Regions from separate parts of the Homo sapiens genome. Here region 1 is linked to region 2. A link is a contact called in ENCODE Hi-C or POLR2A ChIA-PET data. All regions are on one chromosome and are shown on one strand. Each heading gives the region's core, a stretch centred on a gene start or an enhancer-like site at or near the end of the contact. The rest is flanking DNA. Distances are from core to core; before and after follow the strand shown.

Region 1 (5,900 bases), core at 59-2,558, 120 kb after region 2:
GGAGAGATGGGCAGCAAGGTCTTCCTGCTGAAGCCCGTCTGGTCCTCAGGAGACCCATGGCCCCCTTGGGCACACAGTAGCCATCTGCACGGAGTAGGTGGCTACCACATCTTTGTGGAATAATGGAATCAATGACTGGATAGCTCAGTGGTCTTGGGCCAGGCCCACATCCCTTCTGTACTTGCAAGTGGAAAAGGACTCTGGACCCTTTCCAACTGCAATGTGTCTGTCTCTGGTGGTGGAGGCCCTTCGGTATCTTTTTTGATTCCATGTCTACCTTCTAGGAGCTCAAAGACTGAAATAACCAGAATCCAGGGTGTCAAGCATCCCCATAGAGATGGGGACTGATGTGGTATAGTTCATTCCCCTCATCCACACACTAAGAAGCTACAACAGAGAAAAGCTTGACTGAGGTCATGAGACCAGGGTTCAGAGTTCCCCTCACTGATACCCCCTTACCCCCACACAAAAGGACAGTGGCAGCCATGCAAGGGCACTGCCCAGACCTCCCTTCAGCGGAAAAGTTTCTGGAAGAAGTGTCATGGTTTGCTAGCCTCTGGCTGTGGCACCTTCGGGATCTGCTGCAGCATTCTTGCTGAGGCCACCCTCCCCAGGCTGTTCCCGCCCGATGACAGAGCATAGCAGGGGGACTAGAGCTGGGTCATTACTGCCTGACACAGGAAGTTTCTGATGGGCAGTCTGTGCTCTGGGGCTCCCCATCGGCCTGGCTGAGGCTTTCTCAGAGCTGCGCTGCCGGCTGAGGCTCTCCCTACCCACCCCTCCTTCCTTCCCCTCTCCTTCTGCAGGGGTCAGAGCTGCCTCCCGGTCTGAAGTCCCCCCCCCCCCTTTATCCTTCTTAAAAATCTCCCCCAATACATCTCTCACACTTACTCTCTCTTGGTGTCCTCTACCTGGAGGACTCAAATTGCCACAGGGACTAACACGTAGACTCCCATGCCCTCCGGTATTTTAGGCGGGACCCTTGTGTGTTCAGGAGCATGTAAAGAGCCAAGGGTGGAGCTAGGAGCCCTCAGCTACTCCTTTACCCCATTCCAGAAGGTTCCAGGCTCTACACACTCCCCTGTACCCATCTAGGGCTAGGTGGCCAGCTGTCACACTCTGGCAGTAATGCTGCTCATGACTTGTATTTATTCTTCAAGTTGCTCCTGGGTATATTAGGGCCCATCTCTGCCCAGGTCCCTTGCCAGCAAAAAGGCTGGTTCTTACTCACCAGCTTGCCCTGTTGCTCTGGGAAGTCAGTCCCACGGCCAGACCGCCCTCTTTTCACACGGCCACTCTGAGCACCAATGTGAGAGGCAAATGCCAGCCCTGCAAATCTGTACATGGAATCAGAGGCTCTCCAGACTCACGTCCAAAGGTGCATGGGCGGGGCGAGCCAGGAGACGGGGGAGCCCTGCTCAGTCACAGACACAGATGACATGAAATCAGATGGAGGATAAAAAGCATCACTGGAAAACAAAGGAACTGCTAGAGTCCGTGCCTGCTCGAGAAAAAGCAGTCATCAGCCCAAAGATGGATGAAGTGGAGGGCTGTTATTTTTAAGGTGGGGGCAGAGGTCATTAGCTTGAAGAATGTGTCATATTTGGCATCGGGAGGGTGGTTATGTGAGGCTGGAAAGCAAAGCCTGGTCCGCTCGCTCTCTGGCCAGGGAGATACTATTCCCTGGGGAAAAAGGACAGGCCCTCAACTAGCAGAGAGTGGCATGGAGGAATGTGTCCCCCAACCTTTCTAGAAGACAATAAATCTGTGAATTCTTCTCATTGGCAGGGCTGAAGGTTCATGGGACTGAGGCCAGCACCCAGTGGTGGCCTGGGCTGTAGAACTTCAGAAACAGCTAGTGCTACCCCTGTAGGCTAATTGTTTTTTCCAGAACCAAACTTTACTTGGCAGCACTAGGCTATAGCTCCATGGGCAGGGGTTTTGGGAACGGTGCCTTTGGTCATAGGGTATCAGGGTTATCTACAAACCCTCCTGTTTCTGGGAAACCAGCCTGAAGTCCTCATGCCCTCTGCAGCCAGAGGCCACTGGGCGCTGTGGTTCTGCCAGCTTTGGGGTGAGCAGAGGCAGAGACAATGGGGGAGAAACTCTATGAGGACAATGCCTGCCCAGCCTGAAACATCGCTAACAGATGGAAGGATGCAAACAGCAGCATGCCAAGCCTTCAGAGAGCTGGGAGCTCTGCCTGTGATTCAGGGAAGCTCTGATTCAGAGCTCTGAGCGCGTTGTCGCCCGGTGTCCTCAGGATGAAAGGCCTGCTTGGGGGGCTCCTCTAGTCCATCCCTCCCGGCTCCACCACCTCAAACTCTGCCTTCCAGCAGCAATTTCTTCCAGTTCTCCGGGCTTTGCGAGGCTTTTGCTGGGGCTGTACCCTCAAGCCTAAAACCCTCTGACTCCTAAAACTATCTGACTCCTACAACTATCTGACTCCTACTCATCCTTTCGCTTTCAGCTTAAGCTCCAGGAAGTATGGGCAACCCCCACAGTAAACAAAGCCAAACGTTTTCTTTATCTGGAGCCTTTACTATGCTAATGTACATTGTGAATCTTCCGGAGGTTGGTGGGTGGGGGGCAGTGGAGAGGCCGCCAATCTTTCCAGAAGTATTTGGCCCCAAGAGGCCTCCTACCCCCACGTCTATTAACCCTCTCCCAGAACGAGGTGAGGAGGAGGAGCTTGGGAAATGCTCCTCCAAGAGAAGCAGAGCGGAGGCAAAACCCCTCTTGTGGGGAGGTACAGTCCCTTCTGCCCTCCTGTACCCTGCGGATAAACTTACCCCCTGGAAGGAGAAACCAGAATAGCAGCCCAATCTCTTCTTAATGCAGCTGCAGGGTCAGATCCAAGTTTGGGGGCCTAAAAGTTACGTGAATTTTGGGGCCTTCTTGAAGAAAAACAGTGCAGAGGTACAAATGATAACTGCTAGGACCCTACCAGGGCCTTGGAAGGGGACTGTGCGAGTCAAGGCCCTGAACTTTAAGCTTTATTAGCCTCGAGGTAAAATCCACACCTGTGCAGAGGCTTAATTCTGGACATAGGTGTAGCTAAGACACATCCCTCTCCACATCACGTTTAGGTCAACTGGACGGTCTTGGATGGCCCTCCTTTGACTCTGGTATATCTCTGCCAGGCTCCGGCTGGCCTGCCTGCCTCTAGGCCCACAGCCAGCCTGTGGTTTGTTCTACTGGGCCAGCCATGCAGGTGAGTGGTCTCTGGCACATCCTCTTCAAGCCAGCAGACTGGTAGGGGCAGCACCATATTGGCCGGGCAGATCTATTTGCCCTCCCCTCACCCCATCCACTTTCTGTGCCCAGGAGGCTGATCCTTGATCCTTGGGGACTGGATCCCTTGGGCTGCCTTGACCACTGGCTTCTGGTTGGCTTGGCCAATGGGAGGCAGGTAGGAGGAGTCAGAGGTTGGGTATTTATTTCCACAGCTGGGCTGCCCTTTTGGTGGTGGCTGCGTTCCTCGTCCCATAGCAGCCCTCACCTACAGCTCTTTCCAGGTTCTGCTAACAGCCCCCACTCCTGGCTCCCTCAGTCCAGGGAGTGGTGGCAGCTTCCCATTGTTGCTAGTCCCAGGGTACTTCCCTATCCCTTGTGGTTTCTGTAATCTGCCCACAACTCTGTAAATAGTCCCTTTACAAACTCTTGTCAGTTAACCCTCTTGCTGAGTCTGCCATCCATTGCTACTGGGGCCCTGACTCACAGCACAAGTGGTACCCATGGGCAGTCCCTAAGTCATCCCACCAATCACAGACAAGATATCCTGAGTTCCCCACTGGTCAATTTGAATATGCAAATGTTAGGCATCTGTCCCTGGGGGTAAGCTTTCCACAGCAGTCTAGACCCTGGCGGTGGACTCCCTGATTCACCTATCTGCACTGTGGCACTTAGCACTAAACTGTGTGGGCTCCTCCTTCCTCAGTGTTCAGATTAGGTTATGGGAAGAACATAACCCCTTCCTCCCCCAACTTTCTGTGTTGTTTTGGGTGAGAGCGGACATTATAATTTTGGGGAATGTGATAGAACTGCCCAGAGTACATGAAATCAGCCACATAAATTATTGAACTTAAATGATGATTCTGGTGATGTGCTAGTAAATGTTTAACAACTGGCTCCCTGCCCCCCAAGCCCTGACTTGTAGTATCTGCTGATTTCCATGATGCAAATACTCCCACCACAGCCAGTCTCAAGCTGCCCACGTGATGGTGCTGACCATGGAGTTGAAAAGACACGGACACAGCATTACATAGTATTTCTTTCTTTTTTCTTTTTTTTTTTGACACAGAGTCTCACCCTCTCACCCAGGCTGGAGTGCAATGGTGTGGTCTCAGCTCACTACAACCTCCGCCTCCCGGGTTCAAGCGATTCGCCTGCCTCAGCCTCCAGAGTAGCTGGGACTACAGGTGCCCGCCACCACACCTGGCTAATTTTTGTATTTTTAGTAGAGAGGGGGTTTCATTATGTTGGCCAGGCTGGTCTCGAACTCCTGACCTCGTGATCCACCTGCCTCAGCTTTCCAAAGTGCTGTGATTACAGGTGTGAGCCACCATGCCCTGCCTTTTACATAGTATTTCTACCACACAGTCATGAAAGGGTAAATAACCTCATGAGAGTAAATAATAGTAAACTGTAGCAAAGCAGTCAGGAAGGTGTGAGTTTTCAGTATTTATTACCTTTGTTTTTAATATGACTTACTCCATTTTAAATTTTAATTATTTTAATTATAATTCTATTTTTTATTTTACTTCTTTTAATTTTTATTAATGGCTATGCTTAGTAACCAATTGGCAAAAATTCCTGAAAATTTGATGATCTGATCTCACAAACCAGTACCCTTTGGCTCCAGCACACCATGGAAGGGTTCTACTGGCTCTGTGGCAATGGAAAGAAAAATTAGTTTTCAAGAGAGAAAACAAAAACAAAGAAAAGCTACGAGTATTTCAATTGCGCCATCTTGTGGCGCCACCTAACAGTACTATGCCCCCATGACCTGAACTCCCCCCCATTTTGGTCATGCTGTGTCTCTATCTGGGGTGCCCAAACATCCTGGTTTGCCTGGAACACCTCCTTATTTATGCCTACTACCCTGGTTTAACGATAAAAACACCCCTTTTACTTTCTCAAAAGTGTCCTAGTTTGAACAATAAATGATATGGTTACCTAACCTATACCCCAGTAGACTATAACTAGCTTGAGGGTAGGGACTGTCTTGTTTACCATTGCATCCCTCAGACCACGGAGGCATTCAACTGATATTTGTGAAAAGAGCAGTGAAAGTTAAGGCTATAGAAACAGTTTCCCTGCCTTGTTGGTTACACTGATAACCACTGGGATTTGGAAATCTTTACGCTGTGCAGAGATTTTTAGTGTAATGTGATTGGCCCTGTAATCCCTGACCCCGGCGTCCCTGTGCACAAAAAGCCAGGCTGATAGACGTCAGAGCCTCGTCTCCCAGGGAGCGTGCGGCAGCCAGAGGGTGTTGGTCTGGCCATCTGGTGCAGGAACAGTCGAGCCGTGTGGGAGCCCAGCTGGCACGGGAATCCTTGGCTGTCCCCGGCAAACAGCATGGGGAGGAGAGCTGTGGGATCAATAGTAATTTCCTTCAGAAGAACGGCGATGTAGTGCAGTTGGCAATGGCATTGGGCTTTCCCTGGCACGGAGGCTTCTAAATGTGCTTGGCCCTCTTAGCTAGGAAGTGGACTTACAGCAGAACACTGGACAGGGAAGGGAACAAGGACAGGACTTTCTTGGCCTGAGCCCAAGAGAGGTTGCCAGGTTGGCTGTGGGAGCAAGCTTTCTCTGTGCTTGTATGTCATCGGCAGAAACAACGTAGACACTTTGAGTCACTGATAGAGAGGAAATTGTGGAAGCTGGAACATTCC
Region 2 (5,936 bases), core at 3,155-5,654:
GGCACTGACCCAGCCTGCAGGAACCTCCTGGCACAGCACTGACTAGGGGGCCCCAGGCCTCTTGACCTGGGCATCACACCCAGGTTCACCCTGTGCTTTTCCCCCCAGGTACTAAGATGGCTGTTTGCTTCACACATGCAGCTGGTGTGTGTGTGTGTGTCTATGTAGAGGGTCTTTCTTTCTTTTTATCTTTCTTTTTTGCAGAAACCTGTTTCTTGCTATGTTGCCCAGGCTGGTCTTCAATTCCTGGCCTCAAGCAATCCTCCCGCCTCGGCCTCCCAAAGTGCTGAGATTACAGGCATGAGCCACCACATCCAGCTCCTTTCTTTTCTTTTCTTTTTTTTTTTTTTTTTAAGACGGAGTCTCGCTGTGTCACCCAGGCTAGAGTGCAGTGGTGTGATCTCGGCTCACTGCAACCTCCGCCTCCTGGGTTTAAGAGATTCTGCTGTCTCAGCTTCCCAAGTAGTTGGGATTACAGGCGCCTGCCACCATGCTGGGCTAATTTTTGTATTTTTAGTAGAAGTGGTTTTCATCATGTCAGCCAGGCTGGTCTCGAACTCCTGACTTCAATCTGCCCTCCTTGGCCTCCCAAAGTGCTGAGATTACAGGCGTCAGCCACTGCGTCCAGCTCCTTTCTTTCTTTTTAAATAGCTTCTTTAAAAAAATTGTAATCAGTGCTAGCATAAAATTAGAACATAATCTCACAGTCTACAGAAAAATAAATACCAGGTAGATTAAAAATCTAAACATTATAAAAAACTATAAAAACCTGGGATGAAATCTTATGGTGGATTATGTAATAATCATGGGGGTAGGAAGGCCTCCCAAACACAAATAACCCACAGCATGTGAGAAGATGCTCACCCTCACTTTTAGGCAGAGAAATGCACATCCGAGCAGCAACAGGATGCTGTTTTTTACCCATCACGTTGGCAAAAAGAAAAGAATGGTATTGGAGATGGTAGAAAGAAAGAGGCACTCTCAGCCAGGTGCGGTAGCTCACGCCTGTAATTGTAGCACTTTGGGAGGTTGAGGTTGGCAGATGACTTGAGTCCAGGAGTTTGAGACTAGCCTGGCCAACATGGTGGAACCTTGTCTCTACTAAAAATACAAAAATTAGCCTGGTGTGGTGGTGTGCGCCTGTAGTCCCAGTTACTTGGGAGGTTGAGGCAGGAGAATTGTTTGAGCCTGGGAAGCAGAGGTTACAGTGAGCTGAGATTGCGCCACTGCACTCCAGCCTGGGCGACAGAGCCAGACTCTGTCTCAAAAAAAAAAAGAAAAAAAAAAGAAAAAAAAAAAAGAAAGAGGCACGCTCATGCTGCCTGTGAGGATTTAAGTTGGGGCAGCCTCTTTGGAGAACAATTCTACCATATTTGTGCATTTAAATGTGGTCATAGCCTTTGGCCCAGAATTTCTACTTTTAGGTCTCATTCCTTCAAACCAACATGAGCAGACAGGCATATATCCAGGAACGTTTACAGCATCATTGTTTTATGACAAAAATTGCGAAGCAACCTATATGTCCAGTAGAAGGGGATGGTTACATAAATAAGCAATATCCATGTCATGAAATACTATATAACAGTTAAAAAGTATAATATGGACTGAGATAGAATGTCCTTCCAGAAATGAAGTGAATAAAAGCCAATTGCAAATCCATATGTATAGCCTGAGTTCATTTGTACATAACAATCCCTGTGTGTGCTTATTAACACAGAGAGAAAGGCCATGAGCCCTACGGCCAGGCTGCAGGCATGGTCCCTCTAGGGAGAAAAGCTGTATCAGGAAGCAGAGTGATGGGAGAGTTTCACCTTTTTTTTCTGGGAATTGTTTGCTTTTTAAAATAAGCACACATTACTTGTTTTATTATTATTATTATTTTTTATGACGGAGTTTCACTCTATTGCCCAGGCTGTAGTACAGTGGCGCCATCTTGGCTCAATGCAATCTCCGCCTCCCGGGTTCAAGGAATTCTCCTGCCTCAGCCTCCTGAGTAGCTGGGATTACAGGCGTGCGCCACCACGCCCGGCTAATTTTTGTATTTTTAGTAAAGATGGGGTTTCACCATGTTGGTCAGGCTGGTCTCGAACTCCTAACCTCGTGATCCACCCGTTTCGGCTTCCCAAAGTGCTGAGATTAAAGGCGTGAGCCCCCGTGCCAGCTACTTTTTGAATTAAAACAATACAACGCTTAAAAAAATTTACAAAGCAATGCATACCCTTTGCAAAAGGCTAAGGAGACAGGGAGAAATAATTATAGTTGTTGTATTTGTTGATTCTGTTACAAGTTGCATATTCCTTATCCTAAATCCTGGGACCAGAAGTGTTTTGGATTTTGGATTTTTTTTTATTTTGGAATATATGCATATGCATGATGACATATCTTGGGGTTGGGGCCCAAGTCTAAACACAAAATTTATTAATGTTTCATATACATCTTACATGTGTAGCCTGAAGGTAATTTTATACAATATTATTAATAATTTTGTTCACAAAACAAAGTTTTGATGGTCTTTTGACTGCGACCCATCACATGGGGTCAGGTGTAGAATTTCCTACTTGTGGTGTCATGTTGGCATTCAAAAAGTTTTGGACTTTGGAGCATTTCAGATTTTTGGTTTTCAGATTAAGAATGCTCAACCTCTACTACGTGTGCCTGGCACTGTTCTGAGATCTTGATATGTATAATCTCATTTAATCTTCACAATATAGTACACTGAGAAGAATGATGGCCCCATTTTACAGGTGAAGAAACTGAGTAACTGAGAGGCTAGCTAACCTGCTCTAAATCACACAGCTAGTAAGAGGAGAGCTAGGATAGAGGCGAATCAAAGTCACCCATAATCCCATCTTTCCTAGAGAAGGCCACTGTTAAGATCTTAATATTTGTTAACCGTGTTATGCGTATACGTGCGTGTGTTTGTGTATGCACATATAAGAGGACCTTTAATTACAGATATGTGACAAAATCTTATCCCATGACAGTTTCCTCCTTCCTCTTTTTCCTCTTCCTTGCTTTGGCTTTGACTGGGACCTTTCCCCCTACTTTTGGGGGATTTTCCAGGACACATCTGGAGAGTCTCTTTTGTGCAGATCAGGAAGCCAGGCTCTTGAGTAAAAAATAAGGCCTTTGCTGAAGCAGAGGAAATCAGAAAGACCACCTGATGGCAACGTTCTTGGAGGGAAGGGACCCCCAGAGGTGACATGCAGGTGGGAAGCACAAAAGTTGCCAGGCCGTGGGGGTCAGTGGGTGACTTGGCCAAAGATGCTACCCCTGGCTTCTTCGATGCTGCAGGGACCAGGCCTGTGTCCAGTTAGGCTGAGTTGAACCCTGTGACCATTTTGAAAAAAGGGCTGTGGACAGAGTAATAGAGAATGTGTTCTGGATACAGAAGCCAGGAAGTCATCTCAGCTTTGAGGAGGGCTGGCCAGGGGCCAGAGTTCAGGGGAGCGCTGGCCCTGGGCTTGCCGAGCATCCAAGCTCTCTAGGCCTGCCCTCGACCCCCCAAGCCCTTGTTCTCACCCCACCCCAATCCACCCGTGGCCCCTCACCTTCCATAGCTGCACACTCCTTATTGTTCAGGAACAAAGGCAGTTCAGATTTTTGAAAAAGAAGGAGAACAAATAAACTCCGCGGAACTCATCCTGCTTGTAAGTGAGCGGGTGGCTCTGGCCCCCGACTTGGGGAGTCATGCAGGCCCTGGTGGTGGTGTCGGGAGGTGGTGGGGGGGCGGGCCCTGGGACAGCTTAGCTGGAAGGGAGCGGGGGCAGGGAGGTGCAGCAAGATAGGAACCGTTGGTGATTTATGGCGCCAATAAGCACAATGGCTCAGTCTTGTGGTTTCCCCTTAAGATGTGTCTGAGCGCAGCCCCCTTGGAGCATCACCTATGTGTGCTGAGGTCAGGAGCCCAGCGTCTCTGCTCTCTGCCAATGGGTGCCCGCCCCACCCCCCGCTGGGGGCTCAGGGAGCGCCCCTACCTGGGTCTGAAGGGCGAGGGGAAGATGTACAGGCATGACGTGGAATGTGGCTTCAATCAGGAAGGTGCAGGGGGACGAGTTGGTGAGCAGAAAGGTCTGGCTTCCTCTTAGGGACAGAGCCCAGGATGCATAGACTGGGAGGGTATTTTGGAGAATCAGCCAGTGAGTAGATTACATTTTGGCGGCCGTCTTGCTGCTTTGAGCTTCAGCCAGCCTGCCCTGGATTGTCCCAGGCTAGAATTCTGGGGTGCTGGAGGTACCAACATTTGTTGAGTGTCTACTGTGTGCTGGGTGCTGGGCTAAACCCTGAACACTTCACTTCTGTTCTTTAAACTTTACAATGCCACCCTGCATAAGTATTACTATTAGTTTCATTTTTCAGATAAGGAAAGTGAAACCCAGAGAGCTCAAATAGCTTACCCAAAGTCCACGGCTAGTAGGAGGCAGAACTGGGATTCAAACCTAAATTTGTCCAAATCTAGAACCTTTGCTTTTAAATGCCACACCTGAGGGATCTCAAGTTACCTTAAGAACCAAGGAGCCCTAGTATGCTTCAATGCTTAAGGGTTGAGTTTGCTAAGGGGCAGGCCTGGCAGAGGTGGTGGGGTGGGGTGGGGGACAAAGAGGACACGGAAGCAGGTCTCCAGAAGCCCTCCAAAGTGAACCTAGACTACTCTCTAAACAGCAGACTGTTTCCAAAGCCTGTGCAGTCTGGGGTCCACTATGACCAACTGATCTGCTGGTAGGCAACTGGCACACTCACCTTGAAGACTAAGACATTTTTCTTTCTGAAAGTTTGACTTCAGGACTAACTCCATCTGGCCTGTTGGCTTCCAGTGCTGTTCCTGACTGCAGAGAGAGAGAGAGAGAGAGAGAGAGAGAGAGAGAGAGAGAGAATGCAACGTTGACTTGTAAGCTAGTGGATGTCAAAGTTCTGGCTTCCCACCGTGGACTTCAGCCTTGGCCGCTTTCAGTTGTCGGGGTCACTCAGAAGCTCATCTTTGTTTGGCCATTTGTTGGGCTAAGAGTGACCAGGCAGATGGTTCTCCTGGGCACAGGTGGCTGTCCTGCCCCTTTCCCCTCCCTCACCCTCCAGCAGGCTCCTGTGTGTCTTACCCCTCCCTCTGCAGCCAGGCACTGAGCAGGGATGTTTCCCTCTCCTCTAGGAGCTCAGATGCTGGAAACAGCATTACCTTCGCTTGAGGGAAACGCGGAACCAGCCCGAACGGAAATGTTGTCAAGAATCCCAGTGCCCATTACTTCCCTTCTGCTAGTGCCACTTTAACAGCTTGAGCCTTCCCCTGTGGGCTTGCTGGGGCAGGTCAGGAGAGTCTCCTGCCAGTGCTGGGCCACCGGCTTCTGGCAGGCTGGAGAGACCTGGCCCCTCAGGCAGGCTGCACGGCCGCCCAAGAAGGCTGTTCCTTGGCTGCCTGGGCCCCTCCAGGCAGTACCAGCACACTCTCCGGTGGCCCGAGCGAGGTCCTCTGTGTGTGGGGAGGTACAGGCAGGCCCTGCTGACTGCAGGCCCCTTTTTTGCCATTCACCGGCTGCTTTCTGCACCCCAGGTCGACGACGCCGGGCAAAACCTTGGCAAGATGGCACTGGGGGGTGGAGGGTTGTACAGCCACAGGTTCTTCCTGGGAGGGCCTGGCTGGAGGTGAGTCACTGAACCCCCTGCAGTTGAGTCCATTCCTCTCGGAGAGCTTAGTGATGTCCTCACAGTCAGTGGCCTCCAGGCTTCTGGGAGGGAAAGAGCCGTGGAAGAGGCTGCCTGCCTCCTGGTGATGGCTCAGAGAAGGGGCGCTCCCCAGGGCCTGGCCGCTACCAGCCGCACGAGCCCCGAATGGACATACGCAGATTTGTTTTTCATCTGTGACTGAGAGGTTTTCAGGCCCCTTTGGCACGAAGATTTCCCTGGCTCTCAGTAAACCAACACTCTGGGGCGTGACAGACCTAAGC

Evidence for each region. A loop is a pair of places that touch in the nucleus more often than their neighbours do. ChIA-PET counts read pairs that join two places held with the same protein, here RNA polymerase II (POLR2A). Pooled maps may share reads with other maps.
Region 1: a loop to region 2 is called in a pooled map, with 3 times the contacts of the local background. The contact joins two enhancer-like sites. A Hi-C loop is called at or near these places in 2 of 37 single-sample maps with no recorded cell type and 8 of 50 pooled maps. POLR2A ChIA-PET finds 5 or more read pairs at or near these places in 5 of 52 experiments (H1, SK-N-SH, activated CD4-positive, alpha-beta T cell and 1 more).

Annotation. Positions count from the first base shown.
Region 1 is chrX:39,813,664-39,819,563 of GRCh38, reverse strand. No RefSeq gene overlaps it. Among named protein-coding and RNA genes, the nearest start is that of MIR1587, 21 kb to the left of the region's middle. RefSeq lists enhancers at 1,050-1,967, 1,968-2,883, 4,849-4,908. Within about 2 kb of position 1,308, at least 5 of the 41 ENCODE cell types and tissues checked have a DNase peak (open chromatin) inside an H3K27ac peak, as active enhancers do.
Region 2 is chrX:39,935,484-39,941,419 of GRCh38, reverse strand. It overlaps LOC105373180 (a long non-coding RNA gene), which reads right to left. Exons shown (of 5, transcript XR_949028.3): 2 at 4,741-4,826; 3 at 3,978-4,111; 4 at 3,552-3,570; 5 at 2,326-3,353. Among named protein-coding and RNA genes, the nearest start is that of LINC03053, 71 kb to the left of the region's middle. RefSeq lists an enhancer at 4,232-4,461. Within about 2 kb of position 4,404, at least 3 of the 41 ENCODE cell types and tissues checked have a DNase peak (open chromatin) inside an H3K27ac peak, as active enhancers do.